Regions from separate parts of the Homo sapiens genome. Here region 2 is linked to region 1. A link is a contact called in ENCODE Hi-C or POLR2A ChIA-PET data. All regions are on one chromosome and are shown on one strand. Each heading gives the region's core, a stretch centred on a gene start or an enhancer-like site at or near the end of the contact. The rest is flanking DNA. Distances are from core to core; before and after follow the strand shown.

Region 1 (6,206 bases), core at 1,329-3,828:
CTAACATAACATCTCATGATTCCAGGTGCCACAAAAGTTCATTCCCTTTCACAAGAAGATAATAACTAAATTTTAAACATGGAATTCTAGGACATTTATGATTTAACCCCCACCAGTGTTCCAACCTCATCTCTCACCCCTTCTCCAGATCCCAACCACTTTCCCATATAGCCTGCAGTTTCCACAGTTTTGCTCCTACTCACTATGTGCCTTTGTACAGGCAGTACCTTCTACCTGGAATGTCCCTGAGCCCCACCCATTTTGTTCTTGAGTCTCAGCTTGAAGTCTCCTCCCCAGTGAAGACTTCTATCACCTCTTGCCTCCACAGAAGGGTTAGTGTGCTCCCTTAGGCCTAGAAACTGAGTACCTGTTACCACACAGGGAATAGCACTGTTGGTCACTCTGGGCAGCAAACCCAACTACTGAGGGGCCAGACAGAAGTCAAGGTTTGAAGCCAGTAGGCATAACAAACACTAAGACCCTGCTTTCTCACCTCTAAAAAGAAAAGAGAGAAAAATATCAACTCTAAATAAAGCAACAACCTGAGAGCAACAGTAAATGCAAACAACATTCTATTTCAGAGAACCATAGGGAATGGTTGAGATTGAGACCAAATGGGACAGAGTATCTTGTCTAAAGGAAGTCGTCTCTACTCAGTGTCAGCTGATTGTTGACCAGCAGGAATTTGGGTCCAGTGTGGCCAGCTCTTCCGTTTTTTCAAGAAAAATTAGAAATCCAGATTTGCATGTGAAATCTCCCAATTTTTACATGTCAGCAACTAAAAAACATTAAAGGCCCACTGCAACGACTTTCAAGGTTTTCAGGCTATGGAAATGATTTCATGAGGGTCCACTTCTACCCATCCAAAGGAAACATCCTATGGTAGGGGTAAGTTTTATATCAGGGCTAATGGCATGTTAATGGTTGTTAAACCTGCTCCTCCATCCTGCACGGGCTCAAAAGGACTGCAAGGTCATAGAAAACCTTTCATATGAGGCCCCTGTCCTTTGAGGGCCTCAGTTTCCCCTTCTGTAAAATGAGGATATAAAACCTATTTGTGGCCCGGCACGGTGGCTCACGCCTGTAATGCCAGCACTTTGGGAGGCTGAGGAGAGTGGATCACCTGAGGTCAAGAGTTCGAGACCAGTCTGGCCAACACGGTGAAACTCCATCTGTACCAAAAATATAAAATATTAGCCGGGTGTGGTGGTGGGCGCCTGTAATCCCAGCTACTCGGGAGGCGGAGGGAGGAGAATCGCTTGAACCCGGTAGGCGGAGGACTCAGTCTCAAAACAAAAACAAAAACAAAAACAAAACTATTTGTGAGTCAGCTACCAAACAGAAAACCACCTGGCCGAGGGCTGTCAGGGCCACGTGCTTTTACCTACATCATCTCACTGAATTCTCAATTACCTCTGAGAGGTAAGTTCTATTACATCCACATTTTACTGATAAGAAAACAGTAGCTCAGAGATAGCAAGCAGTTTACCTAATAAAAACAAGAGCAAACTTCTTAAAAGCCCTTTCTCTCCAACGGCTTAATTTATTTAATCCTCCTAACAACTCTGAGCTGGGTATCGTCAAAGGGGATTCCACCAAGGTAGCCTCACTCCAACACTCTAACCCAAGGCTGCTCAACAGAAATATAATGTAAACTGCACATGCAATTTAAATGTTTTTAGAAGCTGCATTTAAAAAGTAAAAACACAGGTGAAATTAATAACATTTTTATTTGACCCAATATATGCAAAACATTATATTCCAACATGTAATCAGTATTAAAAAGTATTGAGATAATTTTTACATCAGTTTTTTCGTACTAAGTCCCGTATTTTACAATATAGCACATCTCAATTCGCTATATTTCGAGGGTTATCAACTAGCTACGTTGCAAGAGCTGAGTCAACTCAGGAGGCCAGCGGCCACCATAAGGGGCAATGCATTTAGAGTTCACTTATTAAATGCTGACGTTAACAGAACCCACAGAGCCGCATTTCCCTTGGTTTCGGAGGACACGCGAAAAATAACAACAGCAAAGGGTTCTCGAGCATCTCCTTCGCGCCAGACGGTGTGTTGTACTTTGTCATCGTCGCAGTAAGGCCGGTGCTATCGCCCTCCTAGTTTGACCAAGCGAGAGGACTTTCTCCAGATGGGCCCCTCCCGAGAGAATGGTCGCCGTCCCGCTCTCCTGTTCGGGTCACCACCGGCCGGGCGCCACTCGAACGAGCCCCGGCCAGCCGTCACCCTAATCATTCCCGAAGGAGGGGCCATCAGAGCTACAGCTCATCAGGGTCAATCAGAAGGGGCGCCCGCACGCAAAGGTCACCTGCAAACCGAAGCGGCGCACGGATAAGGTCCGGGACTTGAAGTCTATCTCCAAACATTCAGGCTCCTCCTCCGACTCCTCCTCGAACTGGCGCTCAGAGGCGCCACCATTCGGAAGGAGCCCAGGCCACGCGCAGCTCGCCCTCCCGCACCGCGAGGGCAGCAGCCGCCTCATGCGACTCGAGAACGCTAGAGGGCGCCGCTTCCGGGAGCCCGCAAGCGGCTTCCGGGTGCTCGCGCGCCGACCTGGACGCAGAGAAGCCAGAGACTTTCGCTTCCGGCTGCCGCAGGCGCTTCGCTGGTGCAGGTAAGCTCCGCACACTCTCGGCCGGTCCCGAGTCCGACTCCCTCAAGGGTGACGCGAGCTCTGCCCTTTAACCGGAAACGTCTCCCTGCTCACCCCACCCCCGCGCAGACGCAGTGCTGAGCACACAGCTACCGGACAAAGAGTGACGCCCGGAGCTGGAGTTATGGCGGCTACGGAGCCGATCTTGGCGGCCACTGGGAGTCCCGCGGCGGTGCCACCGGAGAAACTGGAAGGAGCCGGTTCGAGCTCAGCCCCTGAGCGTAACTGTGTGGGCTCCTCGCTGCCAGAGGCCTCACCGCCTGCCCCTGAGCCTTCCAGTCCCAACGCCGCGGTCCCTGAAGCCATCCCTACGCCCCGAGCTGCGGCCTCCGCGGCCCTGGAGCTGCCTCTCGGGCCCGCACCCGTGAGCGTAGCGCCTCAGGCCGAAGCTGAAGCGCGCTCCACACCAGGCCCCGCCGGCTCTAGACTCGGTCCCGAGACGTTCCGCCAGCGTTTCCGGCAGTTCCGCTACCAGGATGCGGCGGGTCCCCGGGAGGCTTTCCGGCAGCTGCGGGAGCTGTCCCGCCAGTGGCTGCGGCCTGACATCCGCACCAAGGAGCAGATCGTGGAGATGCTGGTGCAAGAGCAGCTGCTCGCCATCCTGCCCGAGGCGGCTCGGGCCCGGCGGATCCGCCGCCGCACGGATGTGCGCATCACTGGCTGAGCGGTGGAGCTGCGGGCGGCCAGGGCCGGGCGCTCTGTGCGGACTGGGGCCATGATCGGGCCCGGGGGCCTGAGCCTGGGACCCCACCCCGTGTTAATGAAAAATGAGTTTTGGCAGCGCCTGTGGTCTGGTGTGTCTCTTTCATTCGTTCTTATTGGGTTTATTTTACCAAGCCTGTTTCCTACCGCCTTTCTGGCTGGTGGCGAAACGAAGTTGGGAGTCCGTAACAATAAGGCCTTCGTTGGCTATAGTGGGATCTTTAGATGTTGACTGAACCTAGGTTATCCCTCTACCACACATGGGAAGTTTTTCACCTGGGCTCCCAAGGACCCACTTGGGTTTCTTACACGCAAAATAGCTGGCTCTATTAAATGCTCACTTAACTGGCTACCTCTATACCAATATGGGCACCAACTTGCACCTGCCCTTTGGGTACAGGCTTCCCAAAATGTCCAAGTTACTGGGCCATTTTAATGTGAAGTGTTTACTGCACACCTTCACAGAGATAGGCTAGTTCTTGTGAGCTCTGGCTTATGCCGCCAGGCTTGCTCAACTTCCTTGCCAAATTTTAGGCCTGTGGTAGGAATAAAGCAGAACTAGTTGAAGTAATGGATTATTTACATTACTGAAGCTACTCATTTTAATGTCTCTCCGGCTGGCTCCCTTTTGGTGTTTAAACTAGCATAATCGTTTACAAAGGGAAGAAAGAATTTGGCAAATAATGAGGACCTGTTCTGAAATCTTAAACCTACTCTGTTTCCAGAGGCTTCTGCCCAACCAGGAAGGAGCTAGTTAGGGTCCATGGACAGCTTGGATTGGTCCCAGATAGGTCCTATTGCAGTGAGTGCCATTTGTTAATATAAGGAAGGCCAGACTTGTCTTCCTTGCACTGCTCTCAACAATCAAAATCAGCCTGCAGTTCACACCACAAAGCATGAGTGAGACTGGGCTGGAAGTTGGTGAGGGGCAATTTGCTTTTGAATATTAAAGACAGACAAATTGAGAAGTATTTTTGCATTCTTGGGATTTCTTGGCAGAGTTTGCACCTGCCTCCCTGGAAAAAGATAGTTGTTTAGAAGGTAAGAACAGCCTTCTTTAAAAGGTAATGTTTAAAGAAGATTAGAATAGGTGAAGAAGGACAAGCACAGTGGCTCACGCCTGTAATCCCAGCACTGTGGGAGGCAGAGGCGGTGGATCACTTGAGATCAGGAGTTCGAGACCAGCTTGACCAACATAGTGAAACCCCCATCTCTACTAAAAATAGAAAATTATCTGGGTGTAGTGGCACATGGCTGTAATCTCAGTACTTTGGGAAGCCAAGGCGGGCGGATCACTTAAGGTCAGGAGTTTGAGACCAGCCTGACCAACATGGTGAAACTGTCTTTCTACTAAAAATACAAAATTAGCCGGGCTTGGTGGCGCACGCCTGTAATCCCAGCTATTCGGGAGGCTGAGGCAGGAGAATCGCTTGAAACCAGGAGGCGGAGGTTGCAGCGAGCAGTGATCGCGCCATTGCACTCCAGCCTGGGCAACAAGAGCGAAACTCCGTCTCAAAAAAAAAAGAATGGTGAAGAACTTTATACAGTCATGCATCTCTTAATGGGGATGCGTTCTGAAAATGAGCCCTTAGGCAGTTTTATTGTGTGAGCCTCATAGAGTGCACTTATGCAAACTAGATGGTATAGCCTACACACACCTAGGCTTTGTGATAGAGCCTACTGCTCGTAGGCTACAAGCCTGTACAGCATGTTACTGTACTGAATACTATAGGCAGTAACAATGGTAAGTATTTGTGTATCTATACATAGAAATGGTTAAGTAAAAATATAGAATAGGCCGGGTGCGGTGGCTCACACCTGTAATCCCAGCACTTTGGGAGGCCGAGGTGAGCGGATCACGAAGTCAGGAGTTTGAGACTAGCCTGACCATCATGGTGAAACCCCATCTCTACTCAAAATACAAAAATTATCTGGGCTTGGTTGCGGGCAACTGTAATCCTAGCTACTCAGGAGGCTGAGGGAGGAGAATTGTTTGAACCTGGGAGGCGAAGGTTGCAGTGAGCTGAGATCGCGCCATTGCACACCAGCCTAGGCAACACGGTGAGGCTCCATCTCAAAAAAAAAAAAAAACATTTATATATATTTATATATGTATATATACACACATGCATATATACACATACACATATATATATGCATATATACATATACACACACACACACATATATATATATATATATAAAAGTAAAAAATAAGAGTTTGCGGGACTGGACATTGTTCTGGCTGGGTAAGTGGTGAGTGAATGTGAAGATGTAGGACGTTACTGTACGCTACTCCAGAATTTATATAAACACTGAACACATAGACTAATTTTTTTTTGTTTGAGAGAGGATCTCACTTTGTTGCCCAGGCTGGAGTACAGTGGCACAATCTAGGTTCACTGCAACTTCTGGCTCCCAGGCCTAGGTGATCCTCCTGCCTCAGCCTCCCAAGTAGCTAGGAATACAGGTGCATGCCACCATGCCTGGCTAATTTTTGTAGAGATGGGGTTTCACCATGTTGCCCAGGCTGGTCACGAACTACTAAACTTATTTTTTTTAATTTTCTTTCTACAATAATAAATTAGCCTTAGTTCACCATAACTTTTTGTTTTTGTTTTTTGTTTTGTTGAGACAGTTTCACTCTGTTGCCCAGGCTAGAGTGCAGTGGTACGATCTCGACTCACTGCAACCTCCTCCTCCTGGGTTCAAGCAATTCTCCTGCCTCAGCCTCCCAAGTAGCTGGGACTACAGGCATGCGCCACCATGCTAATTTTTGTATTCTTAGTAGAGATGGGGTTTTGCCATGTTTGCCAGGCTGGTCTTGAACTCC
Region 2 (6,120 bases), core at 651-3,150, 540 kb before region 1:
GGTTGCAGTGAGCCAAGATTACGCCACTGCACTCCAGCCTAGGCAATAAGAGCGAAATTCCGTCTCAAAAAAAAAAAAAAAAAAAAAAAAACCGAACAAAAAAAAAAAACCACTTTTTTACTTTTGGTAGAGATGAGGTCTCACTATGTTGCCAGGTTAGTCTCGAACTCCTGGACTCAAGGGATCCTCCTGCCTCAGTCTCCCAAAATGCTGGGATTATAGGTGTGAGCCACTGTGCCTGGCCTATAACATTCTTGAAATGACCTAGAGAACAGATTAGTAGTTGCTAGGGCAGAGGTGGTCACTAGGGAGAGGGTGAAGGGGAGGGCAAGGAGGGAAGTAGGTGTGGCTATAAAAAGGTAACAAGAGGGACCCTTGTATGAAGTGATGGAATAGTCCTGTATTGAGTGTGGGGATGGTTACATGAATGTATGCATGTGATAAAACTGCATAGCACTAACACACACACAAGTGGAACTGGGGAAATCTGAATAAGATGGGTGGATTGTATCTGTCGATATTCTGGATGTGAGAATGTATTAGTTTTGCAAGGTCTTACTATTGAGGGAAATCGAGTAAGGGGTATGAAGAATCCCTTTGTATTATTTTTTACAACTGCATGTGAATCTACAATTATCTAAAAATAAAATTTAATTTAAAATAATCCATCTGTTCATCCAATAGACATCTATGAAACCAAGGCCTTCTAGTGGATTCCAGAAAAGCCAGGAGCCCTCATCAGCAGAGAAACAGCTCTGCAGTGAGTTCTTTGAAAGTAACACATGCCACGATGTTAAGCCCAGGGAACTGGATGCTGTGCCTTGTGCCCAGCCTAGTCCAGAGGCCACAAAGTGCTCTGAGTTCCAAGCCAGGAGCACTCACTTCCTACTCGTCTGTTTGAAATGTCCCAGTCCTGCTCAGGCCTTGAGAAAACTCAGAGATCCCCCAGACAGACACCTGCATCTCTGGTTACCAACCTAAGAGCAGTGTACAGGCAGAAGGACAGCTACCTCTCTGGGCCAGAAGAAAGGCAGCAGGGAGGCAGGAGGCAGGGCTCAGGTCAAAAGAAGAATGGCTCTCCAACACATCATCCTGAGAGAGGAGGGACACGCCTGCTCAGCGAAGAGGAGCAACTGCGTTCAGCTGGCCACAAGGCACAGGCTGCGGGCCAAAAGCTGGGTCATTTACTAAGCTGTGCTCAGCAGCTTTGCGGCTTTCTAACGTAAGCCTCAGAGCCTGTGAGGTGGAGATCGTGACTATGCCCACTTTGCAGGTGGGGCACGTGAAGCTCAGGAAGGTTATACAACTTGCTCAAAGTTGCAGGAGTAAGCAGCAGCCGCATCTGCTCCACGGCACAGCCACCTCACTCTGCTCTCCAGGCCTTGGGCCCCTCCTCGCTGGGCTGGGCTGGGCTGGGCTGCCGGTGTTTGGGGCCTTCACTCATCACCACATCCCTACAGCATCCTGCTGGGCCCTGGGACCAGTCTGCAGGGGCACAACAAACCAAAATCTGACTGTGGGAGTAGAAAGGGCCTCGACGGAGGCAGAGGCCTGGCTTCCAGGCTCCTGCTTGCCCTCTGGGCTTCTCAGAACTCTCCTCTGTTCCGGAAGGGCGGGAGGGATTCTCACTGGGTCACAGCATACTGCATTCACACAGCCCCTGACAAACTCAAAGCACTGCCCCATTCATCTTCTCCCTCAAGGATGGGTGTGGAGCCTCCCATCACTGTGACTGCAGGGAAGATCCCCTCTGCGAATGCCCTCTCCACTGATGTCTGAAATCCTGAAATTCTCTAGTTTCAGAGTCATTTTGGTGGTAAGGGTCCAGAAGCCAGGGGGCAGTGTGGAACCAGACTAGCCTGAGTTCAGGTCCCAGCTCTTGTCACTGACCTGTTGTATGGCCCCAGTTTCCTCCTTGTAAAATGGGTGTGATTACATAGGTTGCATTGCAGAAGCTAAGGCTGGGCCAGGCCTAGGCTTGGCATCACTCCTCATTTCTGGTACAGACACAACTGGGCCTGTGGGTAGGGTGGGGATGGGGGGGCGAGCCAAATTTCTACCACTCCCCAGCCACTGGCAGGGAGTCTGGGCTGGTTCTCTGACTGGCCCAGGGACAGTTTCCACCAAGACCTGGACGTTTGTTTAGAGCAACTCTTGAAATCTATGGCCACCAGCAGAGACAGGACTAACTCACTGAGGATTTCAGGAAAGGAATGGATTTGTTTGACCTAAAGTCCCAAACAAATGGGGTTTTTTGCCCTAGATCAGAAAACGGAAGCCAACCTCAATTTGCTCAAAATGTTTAAGGGAGTATATCTCCCTTAGGAGGGTAGCAGTTAGTATGGGGGAGCAAGAACTGGGCACTAAGCCTAGCTTAGGCTGTGTGACACCAGAGTCCTTGTTCCCATCTGTGGGGTAGGGATGACACTGTCCATGAAGAGTGTGCATGCAGCATTCACGAGGTTCTGGTGGGAAGAGGCACACCTTCTTCCCAATGGAAGACAACAGGACTGCCCACAGTCAGGGTCTGGACAAAGGACTGACCCTCCAGCCTCTCTCTCAGAGCTGCTGGGCCCAGAGTTCTACTAAGCACCCTCAGACGCCCTGAGCCCTGGCCTAGGCAGCCAGTCATCAGAGGGAAAGTAACCCAGCCAGAAAGCAAGTCCAGGCCTGATTCGGTAAGAGGAAAGTGAGCTGATCTTGGATCCTCTGTCTCCTGAGGCACACACAGGCCACAGCCAGATAAGTGGTGTTGTCTAGCATACAAGATTTTGGGGCTTCAGGGGCTCCCTGGGGGACAGGCACCCCTCAGCTCTGAGTATTGCCTCCCTGAAGCAGGGAGATGGGACCTAACCTTGTACAGGAGAGCTCTCATTTCAAATGTGTGAATGCAGGAAATATAGTGAGGAAATACCTCACCCCCACCTCTTCCAATACCTCACCCCGGCCACTTCCTCCCCCGCTGGGGCCTTCACACATACTGTTCTTCTGCCTGGAAGGCTTCCCTCAGCTACCCACAAGTTTCAGAATTTCTTCCTCTGAGAGCCTCCCGACTGCCGTCTCTTCTTCCACCTGGGAATCTCCATCAGAGCACTGACCACATCAGTCCACGGGCTTGGAGGAGTCAACTGACAGCTACAGGCCTGGGGCAATTGAGGGAACTCTGTCCTGACAAATCATGCCACATGCCAGGATTGGGGTTATGCCTCAAGCACAAAGGCTCTCAATAATTTGTTGAAAGAGAAAATAAACCTCATTATCACTACAAAAACCCTCAGTTGCCAAAAACCCAGATTATTTGGCCATATAGCAAAGGCTCCCAACACTTTAGTATCCAAGGTTCTAGGGCTCCTCCCAAACCTGAGCCCTTTTTGCTTGGTCCCTGCCCATCCATCTCAGCAGCTTCATCTCATGCCCCTCCCACCCCCTCAGCATACCCCTTCCAGCTTCAGAGAACCAAATGCACAGTGCACCATTCCCAAACACGGCACACCTCCGTGCATCCAAGCCTTTACACATGCATGGGTTTCTGCTGGAGCCCCCTTCCCCTGTTCTCCATGCTTCCTGCCAGCCCCTAAACCACAGCACGTGAAACCACCCATCCCCATGGGCTGCATGCTTGCTTCTCCTGACCCCCTCTCAGCCATGCAGGTCCCTCATGCCACAGCCCAGACACAAGCCAGTTGTGCGATGCATCCTCCGTGCAGCCTGCTCCCAGCCCCAGGTATCTAGCCCAGCCTCCCTACCTCGCAGCACCTAAGTCCTTGCTTCTTCTAGAGAAGCTTCCTTTATCTCATTATTTCTGTCTTCTACCCCAAGATTTTATCCTCCAAACTGTATTTATCAGGTCAGAATGAATTTGTTTCTGCATTTTTTTTTTTTTTGAGACAGAGTCTTGTTCTGTCGCCCAGGCTGGAGTGCAGTGGTGCGATCTTGGCTCACTGCATCCTCCACTTCCCAGGCCTCAGCCTCCTGAGTAGCTGGGATTACAGGCATGCACCACCATGCCTGGCTAATTTTTGTATTTTTTTTTTTTTTTTTTTTTAGTAGAGATGGGGTTTCACCATGTTGGTCAGGCTGGTCTTGAACTCTTGACCTCGTGATCCGCCCACCTTGGCCTCCCAAAGTGCTGGGATTACAGGCGTGAGCCACCGTGCCCGGCCTGCATTTTGTTTTTTATTGTAAAGGTTATAAGCTGGCCAAACAGAGCTTCAAATACTCAGGAGTGGCTGTGACTCCATTTCCCGAGGGATGCGGAGGACACAGCAACCTCAAGAAGCTAGCCCCCTGCATGTGTCTTGGAGGCCAGGCTGAACTTGGTCCTGAGGCCTAACACGGGCCTCATGCCTGCTGGCTCCCAGGTGCCTGAGGGGGCAAAGGAGAGGCGGTCTACACTCCTCAAGAGGAACAGGTGCCCTGGGGCCACAGACAACCTGGAAGCCATGGCTCAGGCTTTACAGCAAAGACAGTGGGGCCGGGCTCAAGGCCCCCATGAATGGATGAAGCTGACCCCAGAGAAAGGCAGACTCCCTTAACTCCCTTTGCTGGTACTGCCAAGCTAGGGAAAAGGCTCATTAGTGGAAGGGCTGAGGGCTGGTTAAGATCCCACTCCCTCTCCCAGCCAGCAAGTAACTTGTCAAACCACACAGCTAAATTGGGCAACTCATCTGTATGCTATGATAAAAACAGCTCAAAGACTCCCACCCACCCAGCCTCAAATCCTTCCCTCCTTTCCTCTGCTTCTTTCTCCCAAGGCAGAAGCAGCTGGGAAGAGAATTCCAAGCAGCTAGGTCAGGATCAGGGACACATTGCCTTCTCAAAGCCACTTCTCTGTTGACAGTCCATGTGACCCTCTCCTTTCCCACTGTTTCAGTCGGAGAGCCACCTCCCTCACTGTGCCTTAAGAAATAGCAACACTGGCCGGGCGCGGAGGCTCACACCTGTAATTCCAACGTTTTGAGAGGCCGAGGTGGGTGGATCATCTGAGGTCAGGAGTTCGAGACCAGCCTGGCCAACACAGGGTAACCCATCTCTACTAAAAATACAAAAAATAGCCGGGTGTGGTGGTGTAGACCTGTAATTCCAGCTACTAGGGAGGCTGAGGCAAGAGAATTGCTTGAACCCGGGAGGCAAAGGTTGCAGTGAGCCAGGATTGCGCCACTGCACTCCAGCCTGGGTGACAGAGCAAGACTCCATCAAAAAAAAAAAAAAAAAAAAAAAGAAGAATTAGCAACATCAAACTTTACTTTCAAACTCCAGCAAGAGGGACTGGCAGCCCCTCTCACGGCAGCATCCTCCCAAGTCCTTCTGGGGATCCTCCTCTGCCCTTCACAGCCAGGCCCCTCCCATCCTTACCTTCTCCCCGTGATCTGGAGCCAGCCTCCCTGAGACTACCACAGATGCCCCCTGGCCTTCCGACCTCTTGTCCCTCTTCCACCCCAGCCATTTGAGGAATCCAATCATGTCACTGTTTGAAACTATTCAGTGGCACCACAACCTGAAACCATTCAATGGTTTGTAGACTTGGAACAAACAAACCCTTCAGTGGGGGCATTCAGGGCCTCAAGGATCTGCATCTACCTCGGACCCAAACATCCACAGAAGCCAAGAAGTTAAAAAGGTGTCAGGCTGATGAAGACAAAGCCATAAAGCTCAGGGAGCTAGCTCTGTCCTTGGAGCCTGGTACAGAAGCTATGATGCACTCCCTTCGGTAATGATTCTGATGCTAACAGCTGACCTTACTGAGTGCTAACCATGGCCAGGCCTGAGCAGGTACTTCATATACAGCTGATCCTACTTACTAATTCTATATGTGCAAAATCACCTACTCACTTGAATTTACTTGCAAAACCAACACTTAAGGGGCTCGCAGACATGTGCCCGCTACACACAACCCCAGCTGAGGTGGAACAAGGTGACACTCCACCTTCTCACTGCAGCTCTCATACTGTAAACAAGTGTCCTTTCGCAGGTCTATTTAGTGCTATACTTTTCCCATTTGTGGGCTTTCTGTTGGTGACTTCACTGTTTAAAATGGCACCTACATAATGCTGAAGCACTGCCCAGTGTTCTCAGTGCAAGAAGGCTGTGATGTCCCTTATGGAGAAAAGTGTTAGGTAC

The links. Hi-C counts contacts between places; a loop is a spot of excess contacts on that map. ChIA-PET counts read pairs that join two places held with the same protein, here RNA polymerase II (POLR2A). Pooled maps may share reads with other maps.
Region 2: a pooled map shows a loop between it and region 1 (2.6-fold over the local background). The contact joins the enhancer-like site here to the promoter of SCAND1 in region 1. A Hi-C loop is called at or near these places in 1 of 50 pooled maps. POLR2A ChIA-PET finds 5 or more read pairs at or near these places in 3 of 52 experiments (K562, activated CD8-positive, alpha-beta T cell and activated CD8-positive, alpha-beta memory T cell).

What each region holds. Positions count from the first base shown.
Region 1 is chr20:35,950,874-35,957,079 of GRCh38, reverse strand. It overlaps SCAND1 (SCAN domain containing 1), which reads left to right and starts at 2,578. Exons shown (of 2, transcript NM_033630.3): 1 at 2,578-2,632; 2 at 2,741-3,456. The coding sequence starts at 2,796. The coding sequence ends at 3,335. It also overlaps a transcript of CNBD2 not described here. RefSeq lists enhancers at 2,011-2,220, 2,321-2,520, 2,601-2,860, 2,981-3,060.
Region 2 is chr20:36,488,956-36,495,075 of GRCh38, reverse strand. The region is part of intron 7 of DLGAP4 (DLG associated protein 4); the gene reads right to left. Among named protein-coding and RNA genes, the nearest start is that of MYL9, 50 kb to the left of the region's middle. Within about 2 kb of position 1,900, at least 24 of the 41 ENCODE cell types and tissues checked have a DNase peak (open chromatin) inside an H3K27ac peak, as active enhancers do.